2 separate regions of the Homo sapiens genome follow, and region 2 is linked to region 1. The links are chromatin loops, found by intact Hi-C in ENCODE. Cell type or tissue: Caco-2. All regions are shown on one strand.

The links. Peaks named below come from ENCODE experiments on the same cell type or tissue, not always from the same donor. Only the 100,000 strongest peaks of a DNase experiment are listed, where the experiment ranks them.
Region 2: a loop joins it to region 1, with 2.8 times the contacts of the local background. A loop is called at or near these places in 3 of 110 quality-filtered maps.

Annotation. Positions count from the first base shown.
Region 1 is chr15:45,939,841-45,947,840 of GRCh38, reverse strand. No RefSeq gene overlaps it. Among named protein-coding and RNA genes, the nearest start is that of SQOR, 310 kb to the right of the region's middle. In Caco-2, no CTCF peak of the experiment used is centred here; a DNase peak (open chromatin) is centred at 4,390.
Region 2 is chr15:45,711,169-45,719,168 of GRCh38, reverse strand. The region is part of intron 1 of LOC105370802 (a long non-coding RNA gene); the gene reads right to left. Among named protein-coding and RNA genes, the nearest start is that of SQOR, 80 kb to the right of the region's middle. RefSeq lists an enhancer at 3,964-4,258. In Caco-2, CTCF peaks have their summits at 3,248, 3,453 (motif pointing left) and 4,472; a DNase peak (open chromatin) is centred at 4,448.

The DNA.
Region 1 (8,000 bases):
GTAGGTCCCTGGCATCTGCAGGGTCAAAGTGCCTCATTGTCCTACCCAATTTAGTCACTGTTGAGCTCTCCTCATACCTAAGGGGTTACCCAGAACCCCTTAAGGGTTGTTAGAAAACTACTTGTAAAAATAAAGTTTGGATTCAAACTTGGCTTTTTTCAGTTTATCCTAGCAGCCACGACTTTTTAAATAAATTTTAAAACCCCATTTAGTCTCTGAGTAATTGTAACTATATGTTGAGATAAACATCTAGACAATACAGAAATGTTTATTTTTCAAGCAGCAGACATTTATGCTTTGCTCTTGTCCAATTAAACCAAAGGTTTAATGATGTAAATGTGGTCTGGGGCTAAGATCCAATGGAGGGACAATTACAAAACTGCACTATTTTTTAAAAATCACCTTCTAAGTAACCTGGAGAATAGACTTAGTGCTTGAACTACAGGAATCTAGGAAAAGGTGATAGTGTAGAGTTGAGAAATTCTGGCATGATATGATGTCATGTATGTATAAAGCCTTATATTGAGAAAAAAGAGACCAGGCATGTGAAAGAACATTGTGCAACCCATTTGCCTGCGGCAGCCATCTTTGCTGGGACAGGTTCATAGATGCTGTAGATGATTTGCAGATGCTGACTGAGGTTTTCCAAAAGATCCTCTTTCTTTCAGCATCTTCTCTGAAACTATAACTGAATCAAAGACTTACAATATGTTCAACATTCAACAAATATTTATCTAGAATCCACTATGTGCCAAGCACTTAATTAAAACAATACACATACTAACATTTGTTACCACTTAATTTATGTTTTATTGAAAATTCTCTGTTTTACTAGAAAGCCATTCTCCGCCATGACACAATATATCCATGTAACAAATAAGCATTTTATCCCCTGGATCTAAAATAAAAACATTTGTAAAATAAAAAATAAAATTTTCTCTGTTCACCTTAGATTTTAGCACTAGAAGAGTCATTCTAGGCAAATCTAGAACAAGCGCTAGACTACTCACAAACTATCACCTGGGGGAAATCAACCGGAGTTTCTGCTGTCAAACAAAAGACCAGCTGTACCCCACCAGCAGTTCCCAACCTTGAGCACACATCAGAATCTCCCACAGGACTCATTAAACACAGACTACTGGGCTCCAGACCCAAGTTTCTGATTCGGTAAGTCTGGGGTGGGGCCTGCGAATTTGCATTTCTAATAAGTTCCCAGGTGATGCTGATGCTGCTTGGTCCAGGTACCATACTTTGCCTAGAATATAATGATTATTGTCTATAAGTTCTCTGTCTTGCTGGGATGCCCCTTTCCAGGCCCAAGAGCAGAACATTTTTGGGTTTGGGTTTGTTTTTGTTTTGTGTGTGGCTGTTGATGTTTTCAGGTTGCAAGTGTCTTCAGCTCTAAGTCTGTATATGAGTCAAAAAGAAAACTAGGGAACTCATCATTCCCTAAGGAGTCATTCTTGAGCTCTCTAGTCAGCCTCCCTTCTTTTTCTACCCTTCAGAGTCTCATGTTTGCTTTCTCTAAAAATGTGCAGGCTTAATGCTAAGTGAAGTAAGCCAGACACAGAAAGACACATACTGTATTATCTCACTGATTTGCAGAATCTTTAAAAAGTCAAACTTAAAGAAATAGAGAGTAGAATGGTGGTTGTCAGGGCTTGGGGATGGGTAGTGCAGAATGGGGAGATGTTGACCAGAGGGTACTAAGTTTCAGTTAGTAATAGATCTTGAAATACGTTTTCAAGATCTATTGCACAGCATGGTGACCATAGTTAATAATCATGTATATTTCAGATTTCTAAAAAAATACATTTTAAATGTTCTCACCACAAAGAAATACACATTTGAAGTGATGGACACATTAATTAGCTAGATATACTCATTCTACAATGTATATCAAAACATCACATTGGACCCATAAATATGTACAATTATTCATCGGTTTAAAATAAAAATTTAAAAAACTTGAAAATGAAAAACATCCAGGGTATTTATCTGTACTTACCAGGAGAATAGGGAAAAGGACATCTCCATCTTCCTGGAAGCAGAAGTTTCTGGACCGCACTTTGAGAACCACTCCATTAGATGATCTCTGCATCCCTTCCAGTTCTACCCTTTATCATTATACTTTTTTATTTATTTTTTCCTTTTCAGTTGACACATAATAATCATACATATTTATGAGATACAGAGCGATATTCTGATATATGTATACAATGTTTAATGTTCAAATCAGGGTAATTAGCATAACCATGCCCTGAAACATTTATCATTTCTTTGTGCTGTGAACATTCAAAATTCTCTTCTAGCTTTTTGTAAACATATATCATAGTTAGCCTTATTCACCCTACAGTAGTGCATAACACCAGAACTTATTCCTATCTGGCTGTCATTTTTTTGTCCATTAATCAATCTCTCCCTGTCCTCTCCTCCCCAATCCCCTTCCCAGCCTCTAATAACCACAATTCTACTCTCTACTTCCATGAGCTCAACTTTTTCAGCTTCCACATATGAGTGAGACGATATGATATTTATCTTTTGCTTAACATAAAGTGTTCCAGGCTCATTCACGTTGCCAAAAATCACAAGCTTTGATTCGTTTTATGGCTAAATGGTAGTCCATTGTGTATATATACCACATTTTCTTGTTATTATAATTTTTAAAGTGTCTCTGTGAATTCATGAAACACACGGTAGAGCAAACACTCAGCAACATAGAGAAGTGATAGGGCCGGCTCTCTGGGCCTCTCTGTATCCTTTCCTGTGTTCGGATTAGCACCAGATTGATTGGCACTATCAGGTGTGAGGTCTGAGGAGCATCTGCTAACTCCCAGCTGCCAAGCTTCACCTACCACACCTGTGCAGACCGTGCCTCCAAACAAGGATTCTGGTTTCCACTATTTGCTAACCTGAGGCCCATCCTCTGGGGCTTCTTTCTTTTTTTTTTTTTTTTTTTTTTTTTTTTTGAGACGGAGTCTCGCTGTCGCCCAGGCTGGAGTGCAGTGGCGCAATCTCGGCTCACTGCAGGCTCCGCCCCCTGGGGTTTACGCCATTCTCCTGCCTCAGCCTCCCGAGTAGCTGGGACTACAGGCGCCCGCCACCTCGCCCGGCTAATTTTTTGTATTTTTAGTAGAGACGGGGTTTCACCGTGTTAGCCAGGATGGTCTCGATCTCCTGACCTCGTGATCCACCCGCCTCGGCCTCCCAAAGTGCTGGGATTACAGGCGTGAGCCACCGCGCCCGGCCGGCTTCTTTCTTATCAGGACTGATCTGCTAAACCTTTCTATGAATGGTAAAGGTGAGTGCAAAGTGACCATCTACCTCCCAGAAAACAACTTTACAGGAACTTTATTCCTCCTTAACTCAGAGGAGAGATTAACGATGGTTTCGGGTATTTTGAATTGTCCTAGTCAAAACTGGCATCACTTCTTGCCTGGTTTTCACAGTGGCTTCCCAGCTGCTCTCCCCCATACACTGACATCCCCTTCTAATGGCCTTTCAGCCCCCCAAAATCTCGGTGACCTTCTCAAAATGAGATTCGCATGGCTTGCTTGGAACATGTTCATGATGTAGCTGTTAAAACAAATGGTGAAATACATGGTATGTCTGACATGGCCCTGCCCACTGGTCAGTCTCTTCTCATACCACTCTGTGTCCCCTGTGCTCAGACACAAAGACCTGGGTTGGCTTTCTCAACAGCTTCTTTGGCTCTATACTCCTTTCTACTACTGAGCTTTAGCTCTTAGTGCTCATTTTCCCTGAAATGCATTCCCTACTTAGCTAGTTAACTCGTACTCATTCTCCTTCAGATATAAAATCAAGGCTTTTCCTGATCACATAGGCCTGGCCATGCCCTGCTGTTACTCATTTATGCATTGATTTTCCTTCATAGCATCTGTAATCAAATCATCACAAAATTTGTTTCTTTATTATACATGTTATATCACCAGCACCTAGCACAATAGCTGGTACATATGGCATGTTCAATAAATCTCTTGAATGAAGTACATTTGAGCAGGAGAAACTTCCTCAGAAATATCACATCTTAATCACATGTGCTACAAAAAAAGAAAAAAATATATTTGTTTCACTTCAATAATGCCCAGCACAAAGTAGTCACTCAAACATACTGAAAGAGATCAATGATTTCCATATTTTATTTCATTTGCTAAAGAACTAACAGAGTGCTCAATACTCAACATAGCGGATTTTTGCCACTTACAAGAGCTCTGTGTAGAGACCTTGGCTAATCCCTCAACACATGAACAAACCCATAGCATATTATTTACTCCACAAAAGTGTGGTTCAGTGATGACAGATAAGCCTTTAACTCCTCATGCTTCAGTGAAATGACTGTTCCGCCTTCTGACTTTAAGTTGTATTTGCATAGAGACTCAGTCATGAGTTTCCTAGGCTTATCCCCAACCACAGATAACTGCTGGTTAAGCATTCACTAAAGTTTTGTCTTTTATTTGATGAGCCATTGTAGAGTGAACCAAAGCATTCACTGAAAATTTATGAGTCACTTTTTTTGTTCCATCGAGCGCATATGGTAAAGCTAGCTCTGGTCAAGGACAGAATGCTAGCTAAAAATAATTTGGAATAAATTAGACTGTTAAATTCAACCAAGAACCAACATTTTTTCACTTTGTCCAGAATCACAGACACCATAACGTGAATAGATATCTACCTAGAGCCTCACAGGTGCAAAATTCTTAAGAAGCTACAAGCCTCAGACTAAATCATAGTAATTATTTATATGTGAACAAAATCCCAGTTCACTTATTTAAGTGTAATTTGCACAAACTATACAACATCAGTTAAAATATATTTGCAGCTACTTTTTAAAGAAAACCTGTTTTGAGACATTGCATTTATAGAATTGAGCTAAAAGATTGTCAGATATTCATAGAACAAAAACGAATTTTATGTAATATAAAACACATGCAATATGACTACTGCAAGGGTAGTTATTCAAAGCTACATGTCAGTGAGCAAAACTGACTTGGACCACAAGCAACTTCAACCAATCAGAATTTTTAAAATGCCTAATCACAAATTGTCACAAAGCCAGAGAAATGTGTATGTGCCAACTATCAGAATTTAGTAACTAAGCTATAGTAGTAGCTGCTGTAGTGTCTCATAAACAACATAAGTCAATTGAAAAGTAAAAGCAATCAAAACATAGCTACCTAAAATTGGAAAAGAACATAATAAGGCCAGAAAGTTTGAACTGGGTCATGCAAAAAAAGGATGAAAGGCAATTTGAGAGAAATTACTTTGAACAAACTCAAGGATAGGTAACAGGTATCATTTTAAGTACCCAATTTGATGTCTTGGTGGAGACTGCCTAGAGAGGCTCAGAAGATTTGTGAGGCAGGGGCTGAATTTAGCAGGAAAGAAAAGCTAATCAACTTCCAATATCTGTCATGGGCTTGAAAGAAAAGGCTGGTGAGACACATGCCATATTTTGCTGACCTTAACCTAGGATCTCTCTGGTTTTAAAGCTACTTCTGACTCCTCCTTGTCTGAACCAGCAGAAGCAGTTGGCTTTATTTGGAGTGATATTTTTCTCACACACACACAAATTAAAGTTGTTTTTTCACTGTAACAAAATTTCTAGCTAAGGGAGCTAATGCATAGCAGACAGTCATATCCCACTGAGATGCAGCAAGGTTTACCAGGCAGCTAAGTGGCTTGCCGCTGCCCAGCACCTCACAACATGATCAGTTCTAGACCCTGCCTCAGCATTTTCCAAATTACTACACAGGCCTTTAGGGTCACTCACTATCAGTTAAAAGTGTGGTGGTTAAATGCATAAATGAGGCTCAGAACTTGGTTTATGCATGTGATTGTTTGCTTCTAGACATAGCCTTTGATACAAGTTGATAGTTTTAACTGGGAAAGTAGATATAGATGAATACACCTGTAAGTAATGCCAACTATGCAAATGTGAAGAAAAGAGCCCTTTATAACTGGGCCTTGAATGATTAGTAGAATTTTGAAAGCAGATTGGTGGTTTAAAAAAGTAAATATTTCAGCCTGAGCAGCCCTGAAGAAAATGTTTTTGATCTTAGTTCCTGCTGCTCTCTCCAAAGAGTCTCTGGGTACTTTACCAATAGCGTCATGCACCACATGACAATGTTTCAGTCAACAATGGACTGCATGTATACTGCATATACAACGGCAGTCCTATAAAACTATAATGGGGCTGAAAAAATCCTATCCCCTAGTGATACCACAGCCATCACACTGTCATATAGCACAATGCATTATTCACGGGTCTGCGGTGATGCTGCTGTCAGTAAACCTACTGCGCTGCCAGTCACATAATAGTACAGCACATACAACTATGTACAGTGTATAATACTTGACAATGATGATAAACTACTATGTTACTGGTTTATGTATTTACTATACTATACTTATTTTAAAGTGTCCTTCTACTTATTTGAAAAAAAAATTAAAAGTTACCTATAAAACAGCCTCAGGCAGGTCCTGCAGAAGGGATTCCAGAGGAAGGCATGGTTATCATAGGAGATGACAGCTCCATGCATGTTACCATTCCTGAAAACCTTCCAGTGGGACAGGTTGTGAAGGTGAAAGACAGTGATATTGATGATCCTGACCCTGTATAGGCCTAGGCTAATGTGTGTGCTTGTGTCTTAGTTTTCACCAAAAAAAGTGTAAAAAGTGAAAAAATATAAAATAAAAAATTTAAGAAATAGAAGAAAAGCTTATAGAATAAGAATATAAAGAAAAAATATATTTTAGTACAGCTACAAAATGTATTTTAAGTGAAGTATTATTACAAAAGATTCAAAGAGTTATTTTAAAAGTTTATAAAGTTACAGTAAAATAACATTGAATAAAGAAAAATTATTGTATAAATTAAGTGTAGCCAAGTATATAGTATTTATATTCTACAGTATTATACAGTGATGTTCTGGGTCTTCACATTCACTCACTGCTCACTCACTGACTCACCCAGAGCAAGTTCTAGTCCTGCAAGTTCCATTCATGGTAAGTGCCCTCTACAGGTGTATCATTTTTTATCTTTTATTTTGTATTTTTACCGTACCTTTTCTATGTTTAGATACACAGATGCTTACTATTATGTTACAAGTTGCCTTCAGTATTGACTACAGTAACATGCTGTACAGGTTTGTGGTCTAGGAACAATAGGCTATGCCATCTAGCCAAGACGTATAGTAGGCTATCCCATATAGGTTTGTGTTAGTACACTCTATCATGTTCACACAATGGCAAAATGACCTGATGACACATTTCTCAGAACATATCCCCATCAGTAAGTGACATATGACGGTACTACTAAAAGCTTGGTTTATGTTAACTCTACTCTTCTGCTTCCTGGCTGTGTGAATTAGTGGATGTCATCCTAGGATATGCTAGTGAGAGAAAAAGAAACTGCAGAGCTAGAAAACCACTGCTGTGGCCAATGATTCTCTTGCTCATTTTTCTTTTTATGGATTTATTTATTTTGACTTTTAGGTTTGGGGGTACACGTGAAGGTTTGTTATGTAGGTAAACTCGTGTCACAGGGGTTTATTGTATAGATTATTTCATCACCCAAGTATTAAACATAGTACCCAATAGTTATTTTTTCTGCTCCTCTGCCTCCTGCCACCCTCCACACTCAAGTAGACTCCAGTGTCTGTGGTTCCCTTCTTTATGTTCATGAGTTTTCATCATTCATCTCCCACTTGTAAGTGAGAACCTACAGTATTTGGTTTTCTGTTCCTGTGTTGGTTTGCTAAGGATAATGGCCTCCAGCTTCATTCATATTCCCACAAAAGACATGATCTTGTTCTTTTTATGGCACATACTATTTCATGCTATATATGTACTACATTTTCTTTACCCTGTCTGTCATTGATAGGCATTTATGTTGATTCCATGTCTTTGCTGTTGTGAACAGTGCTGCAATGAACATTCACATGTATGTGTCTTTATGTTAGAATGACTTATATTCTTCT
Region 2 (8,000 bases), 230 kb after region 1:
ACACCTGTAGTCCCAGCTACTCAGGAGGCTGAGGCAGGAGAATTGCTTAAGCCCAGGAGGTGGAGATTGTAGTGAGCTGAGATCACGCCACTGCATTCCAGCCTGGGTGAGAGAGCAAGACTCTACCTCAAAAAATAAAATAATATAATATAATATCAACATCTTAAAGCCAAATGTATGCCCAAGCCCCAGGCAAGTTCCCTTGGACAAGGCAGGCAGTGTGTGCCTAACCTCCCATCCCACTTCATCCTACCTTTCTCTCAACTGCAATTTTCTTGTTTGTTTGTTTGCTTTTTGAGACAGGGTCTCACTCTGTTGCCCAGGCTGGAGTGCAGTGGCACAACCACGGCTTACTGCAACCTCAACCTCCCCAGGCTTAGGTGACTCTCCCACCTCAGCCTCCAAAGTAGCTGGGACTACAGATGTGCACCACTGCACCTGGCTAATTTTTGCATTTTTTGTAGAGATGAGGTTTTGTCATGTTGCCCAGGCTGGTCTCAAACTCCTGGGCTCAAGCAATCCTCCCACCTTGGCCTCCCAAAGTGCTGGATTACAGGCATGAGCCACCACACCCAGCCTTCAGCTACAATTTTCTAACCTACTTGTATTTTACTCTACTTCATAGTGTTATGTGTATATATATTTTTTATTTTTTATTTATTATATATATATATATATATATATATATATATATTTTTTTTTTTTTTTTTTTTTTTTTTGAGATGGATCTCACCACTGAACTCCAGCCTGGGCAACAGAGCAAGACCCTGTCTCAAAACAAACAAACAAAAATTGTAGCTAAAATCAAGAGAGAGGTCTTGAGAAAGAACTGGAGCCACCTAAAAAGCTAAATAAAGCCAGGGTCCTGATTGATACATTCTCATTTCAAACATTAATCTCATTAGGATCTTAAGATAGAATACATCCCTAATTTAAGTTTTAAACATATGGTCATCATGTGCATTATGGGCTTCAAGAAGTACTGATCACTCAGTGACCAACTCAACCACAGCTCTATAACCCAGCATTCAAAGACATAGATGAACAAACCCCAAATCATTATTAATTATGCATAAAGATGATAAATGGGGTCTCATTTCATGTGTTAACATGAATTAGTGGGAAGGGGCTGCATAGAACAGAGTACTGAGAAGAATTGTAGGGCTATATCTGGGCTCTGCAGGAATAAATTCTGTGATCATCTAGACATGTCTGCACAGAATGGGGAGTAGCAGCATTTGAAACACATAGGTGTCTTTTCAGGATATGGTTTTACTATTACTGCTGTATCACCGTATGCCATTGGTGTCTTTCATAAATACCTTTTTAAAACATTAACACATGAAGACCTACAATGACTCTTGCACTTTGTGCAAATCTATTTCCTTGAGTCAGAGAGTTTTTCAGATCAACTAGATCAAGGAACTGAGCTGAACTGAGGCTTATGATCTTGAAGCCATCAATACAGAGCTCTGGCTGAATCAAACTAAACTTCAAGCTCCAAGAACTTCATATACTCATAAAATCTGTATTTCTTTTAATATGGAAACACCAGAGTGATTTTTAAATTTTCTTTAGCAACAGAACTCTTCGTTTAAATTAAATCTCACACAAAACCATACACAGACAAAAGTAGATTTGTTCTTATTAAAGAGAGAAATGCCAGAGGCCCACCTTGCCTTTGACCTTCACCTCAAGCATCTCATCAGGTCTCTGAGATCTGGAGGGCTGTTTGAACACTAAGAGGAAACCGCTTAGATTGCTTGGGGCCCTATGTAATTGTAGCACTATAATATTGCGATCAATTAACCAACTCTTTTACCCTGATATTCTCAATTATGTTGTGAGTCAACCCCATTCATGCATCCAAACAGGAGGCATCCATTGCCTGAAGGAGGATTCATCCCATGGAATTGCAGAGCCAAATGGTCACATGCTTAGCTTTTGTTTTCAAAGGCGAGGTACAGGTTGAGTTGGTCTGCCTGATGAATGCTGGGCTATACTACGGCAAAACTGAACCAGAAATATCAGTGGATTGGCACAAGAAAAGTTATTTGGGTTGGGCCTCCCCATTCTAGCTTTTAGCAACATCATCTGGAATACAGATCCCCTGAAGGTCAATAAAGAGAGGAAGAGAGAATGGAGAACTCACACTCACTGTTAAATTCCTCAGCCTGTATATCAGTCAGCTAGGGCTGCCATAATAAAATGCTGTAGACTGGGTGGCTCAAACAACAGAAATTTATTTCTCACAGCTCTGGAGGCTGGAAGTCCGAGATCAAGGTGTGAGAGATTTGGTTTCTCCGGAGGCTTCTCTCCGTGGCTTGCCGATGGCCACCTACTCTCTGCATGCTCACATGAAGTGTGCAGATCCCTACTGTTTCTTTCTTTTCTTATAAGGACACCAGTCAATTGGATTAGGGCCTCACCATTATAACCTTAATTACTTGTTTAAAGACTGTCTCCAAATACAATCCCATTGAAGTTAGGGCTTCAATGGGGTTGAGGGGATGGGGTGAGACAATTCAGTCCCTAACAGCCTGGAAATATGAAATACTATTCCCATTCAAATTGTATTGGCTAGAACAGGTCACATGGCTCCACCTAACTACAAGATGGGCTGGTAAGTTTCAACTTCACTTGTGCCAGGGAGGAAAGGAGAACCAGGTATGAGTGAGCACTAGCAATTTTTACCTCACAAGAATATGGTGAAAAGATTTAAGAATATATGTGATTGGGCACAGTTGTTCCCACTCCTAGAATGACAGCAATGAAAGAAAAGTGATGAGGGCAATTCACAAAGGGCCTTTATTTGGAGAGACCATGTGGACAGAAACACAGACAGCATCCAGAGATACACCCCCACGCCCCACCTCCTCTAAGCAGTCACCCCCAGCACCAGGGAGACAAACAGAACTGAGTCAGTGCTACAGATAGTCAGATACTCCAGACTCCATTAGTGTTCTACATGGCCAGAGCTGAGGAGTCACAATAGTCATCCTTCCCTCTGGCATCTGGGCAGGACCTTTGATCAACAGTAGCCAGCACACTGCCCAGTGACCATCCACAGGACTGATGCCCACGTGAGCCCCCAGACTTAGTCATTATCTGACGACTCCAGTGGACAATCCCCCTCCACACACATTCACTCATAACGTAAGGTTCTCAGAGATCCAGAGGCAGAGAGTAGGGATGGTGTAGGAGGGTGGTGGTACCTGGTTCATGGTACTCTGTTACAGCAACAGAAAACAGACGAAGACAGGTCAGTACTCTTTAAATCTTTCTAGGTGGAGGGAAAGAACCTTCATCAGCCATCCTCCTCTCCTGTGGGATTGGAAAAAACAGCTCAAGATTTCCCCTCAGGCCAGGGCAAAACTGAACTAACCTTCTACTTTGAGAGGCACCAAACTAACTCCTGTTAACTCAAGGAAAGCCATAGAGCCATCTACTGGTCACAAGTAAAAGGAGGAAGTCATCTAAAAACAACACAAAAAAGTAAAAATATTCAAATTCATCTTTAATAACTTCACAGAGAAATGTGATAGGAAGCATCCTCTCATTCCCTTCAATATAAATACATGAGAATATTTTCTTAAATATAAGAATATATAAGAGACACCTGAAGTCAGATATGCCTTTAGTAAATGTGTTTAGGGAATTAGCATTGTAATATACTAGGAGGTCATCTAGTCCATAGTTCTTAGGTGCTCTTCAATTCTCTCAATTCTACATGTTCAAAATCTGTAAAAATAAGACACGAAGACACGAATTCATTTTTTAAAACCTGAAACCTGCAAGTTTAATTAAGGAATTCGAGATCCTGCAGTTTGGCTGACAAATGATATAGTCAGCACCCAATTTTCTCCTATTAGGTGATCTGCAGTACACAATCAGAGCCGCTAGGCCAATTTTCCTGAATGGTCATAAAGGTTTTTAACAAAGAAAGAGCTCCAAAAACTTGGGAATGGGATGAGGGCAATAAAGACTTCATTCAACCAGGGGCCCACTTTAAAGGGCAATATTGGATTGAAAAATTGAGCTACATCAGTTAAAGCACCAAACGGCCTTGCTGCTTAAAGATAGCTGATGAGTCATGTTCAACTCAACCTCCCCCTAACCTCCAGAGGCCTAGAATGTGACTCTAATGTAGTTTCTGCTTCCAAGTACAAAACCCAGACAAGACGCCCCGGCAAAGTCTCGGAAGAAACACCTTAGGGTCATTTTCACAGCCTATGAGCATCATTCCAATGCCCAGCCCGAGATATCATGCAGGGTACGGCGAATGCTACATTTGAGCACAGAACGTCTGACCTTCCATTTAGGGTCAGAAATTGGCTAATCTGTTTCTCAGACTTGCTCCACAGAAACTAAACCGACAGATCACGTTTAACTAAAACGATGCCAGACGCCATCCGTTCTCCAAAGAAATCTTCGAGACACGCTGGCCACATGCATCAAGTACACAGCGCCACCTACAGCATTATTGGTGCAATTCACCATCGCCCTCTTCACCGGCCGCACTGGTATCGCAGATACAGCCTGAGAGAATTGCTACATCAGGCAGACAGTATCTGACCTAGACTTTAAACGTCACAGGTATTATGTTTATTTGGGGATGAAAAAAAAAAAAAGAAAAGAACGTGCGATAGCAGGGAGGAGGCTGCGTTGATTGGTTATATGCCTGTCTGCTTTCTTGCTTGTTTCAGGCTAACATCATTGAATTCTAACATGGCAATTCTTTTTTTCCAAGATCTGCTGCAGGGAAAATCATCATGGCACATGTTTACCTATGTAACAAACCTGTACAGCCTGTATATGTACCCTAGGAACTTAAAATATAAAATAAAAAATAAACTTCAAAAAAGATCTGCTGCAGGAATTCACCAGGGTGTCAAATCAATCAGAAATAACCATCAAGAGCAGTTGACATGAAAATATGATGTGAAACTGTCATTCAGTCATCTGCCATCTATGAAATTAGAAAATAAAACCCTAGCTCTAGAATCCTCAAACTTGCAGATGCTGCAGTGGCGTGAGATCATAGCCAAAGGTTCTAGAAAAAGTCACAATCTTTTCACTAACTTCTAAAAGTCCGCCATATTTCCCATCTCTCTCATCTTCACGGGTCCTTTTATTTATGTTTTAATTCAAACTGATCAAGCATCTACTATGTGCTACAGAGATAAGATAGAAAGAGGAATAGATATATATATTATATATAATTATAATATATATAATTTATTATATATATAAATTATAATGCTTCGCAGTATAACTTTATCACTTCAATATAACATGCTGTATATACAGACCCATGTTTTCTACTTGCTTTTTGTTGTTGTTCAGAGAAGGATCACTGGGTCTGGGGCAATCAGAGAAGACGTCATGAGGACTGGAAAACCTTATTTCTTGAAGTTCAAGCTCAAGTATCAACAAGGAAGAAAATGCCAAATAGAAGGAATGATATGAGCGAAGGAGGTGTGAAGGTAGGGAAGTTCTAGATGTGCCCTGTGTAAAATATCGCTTGTGCATCCACACACACAGGTAGAAAGAGAGATAGACACACCCTCAATCACGCACCATTCACTCTATCCCCTTACTCTGCTTTATTCTTTCTCACAACATTTACTATTACCTGATGCATATGTATTTGTGTGATTACTGTCTCTTTCCAGGACAAGCTCCATGACAGCAAGAACTTCATTTCATTCACTGCTCTGTCCTCAGTGCCTAGTTCAGTGCCTGACACATTGCAGCTTCTAGATAAGTATGGAAAGGAGGAAAGGAGGAAGGGAGGAAGGGAGGGATGGAGGGATGGAGGGAGGGAGGGAGGAAAGAAGGAAGGAAGGAAGGAAAAGGAAGGAAAGAAGGAAGGAGGGAAGGAAGGAAGGGAGGGAGGAAGGGAGGGAGGGAGGAAGGAAAAGGAAGGAAGGGAGGGAGGAAGGAAAAGGAAGGAAGGAAGGAAAAGGAAGGAAGGAGGGAAGGAAGGAAGGAAGGAAAAGGAAGGAAGGAGGGAAGGAAAAGGAAGGGAGGGAGGAAGAAAGGAAAAGGAAGGAAGGAAGGGAGGGAGGGAGGGAGGGGAGGGAGGGAGGGAGGGAGGAGAGAAAAAAGAAGGGAGGGAGGGAGGGAGGATGAGAGGATGAGGAGGTGCTCATAACATCCACGGAGAAACACATCAGAGAGTCTTGGGAAACTTGATGGCCAGGGCAAATGGGGACAGAGTGGGGAGCGTCTTGAATGCTGGATGAGAAGCTTGGGTTTTTTCCTGCTTCTTCAAAGATGCCAGCATGGTCAAAAAATAAGGACAGTAGCTATGCTTTTAGAAGATTAATCTGGTGCAAATATTGGATGAATTTTAGGGAAATGAGACTAGAGGTAAAATAGCAGTTACTTTAAAATAGATAATGATAGTGATGGGTTACAGCCATTCAATAAAATGGGAATCAATGAGACCTTAGCGTATAAATAATTAAATAAATAAGTACGAAGTATAAGGTGGGTTTGGAATATCTTGTTTCAGAAAGTAAAGAAGTATTCAAAGATTGATACAGACGTGTCAAAAGGACTTGGGAGCCAGCCTGAAGGGAGTTTCACTGGCCAAATTTGGAAAATTTGACCTTTGAAATAAATAATGATAGTGATGATTTACAATCCATTGGATAAAATGAGAATCTATGAGGCCTTAAAGATATAAATAAACAAGTGGGTGAGAAGGGAAAGCCCTTCCTTACAGTGAATGCCAACTAATAAAAGTAGATAGGATGACAGAAATGGGAGATTATAGATCTTATTCTATGATGTGGCAACCATGATAGAGGAAGATGTCAATAATTGCTAAGGATGGTGGGTAAAGGTTCAGTGAGGAACAGGATATTGGTACAATGCCAGAATATCTCCCTACAAAATACTCATTAATCACAATGGAAAAAACAGTGGCTTTTTGGAGGAGAAATATGACAGAAACCAACTTGACAAAGTGGTCAAGGTAACACCAAGGGAAGAATCTACATTCTGCATCAGGAAGAGCACAGCATAATTTTCTGGAAGTCTTCCAGGAGTGCACGGCTTGAGTCTGGCCATGAGGACACATCGGACAGACCCAGGTCAGCCTTCAAAATCAAAAGTCATGCTATGGTTTGAATGTGTCCCCAGAAGTTTATGTGTTGAAAATATAATTCCCAGTGGGATTATATCTAGACATAGGTTTTTAGGCGGTAACTAAACTTAAATGAGATCATAAGGATGAGGCCCTAATTCAGTAGGACTAGTGGCTCTGTAAGAAGAGCAAGAGAGACCTGAGATGGTATCCACTGGCCCTCTCACCATGTAAATGCCTTCCACCTCCATCAAAAGGGGGCCCTAGACCTCAGACTTCCCAAGACAATGAACCCAAGACATTTCACTATGATTTGTCAAGAGCGAAGATTAAAGAAAAAAGCAGGGGCCAGGCATGGTGGCTCACGCCTGTAATCTCAGCACTTTGGGAAGCCGAGGCAGGTGGATCACTTGAGGTCAGGAGTTCAAGACCAGCCTGACCAACATGGAGAAACCCCGTCTCTACTAAAAATACAAAATTAGCCGGGCGTAGTGGCGCATGCCTGTAATCCCAGCTACTCAGGAGGCTAAGGCAGGAGAATCGCTTGAACCCGGGAGGCAGAGGTTGCGGTGAGCTGAGATCACACCATTGCACTCCAGCCTGGGCAACAAGAGCAAAACTCTTTCTCAAAAAAAAAAGAAAAAAAGAAAAAGAAAAGCAAAGAAAAGAAAAAAGGCCAGGAAGTTAGTAACATTTGTAGATAATCAGTGTTTATCAATGGCTTCACATTGATTTACAGCCCACCTCCCTCAAACTAAAACTTGAGGACTTCTCATGCAAAGCACTGCTTTCATGGAGATAGCATAGGGCATTTAGACCAAAACTTGGATTCTAGCTTTAGCGCCAATGCTTGCCATGTGGCATTACTGTAGTTGCCCCCCAAGCCTCAGTTTCCTTACTTGTA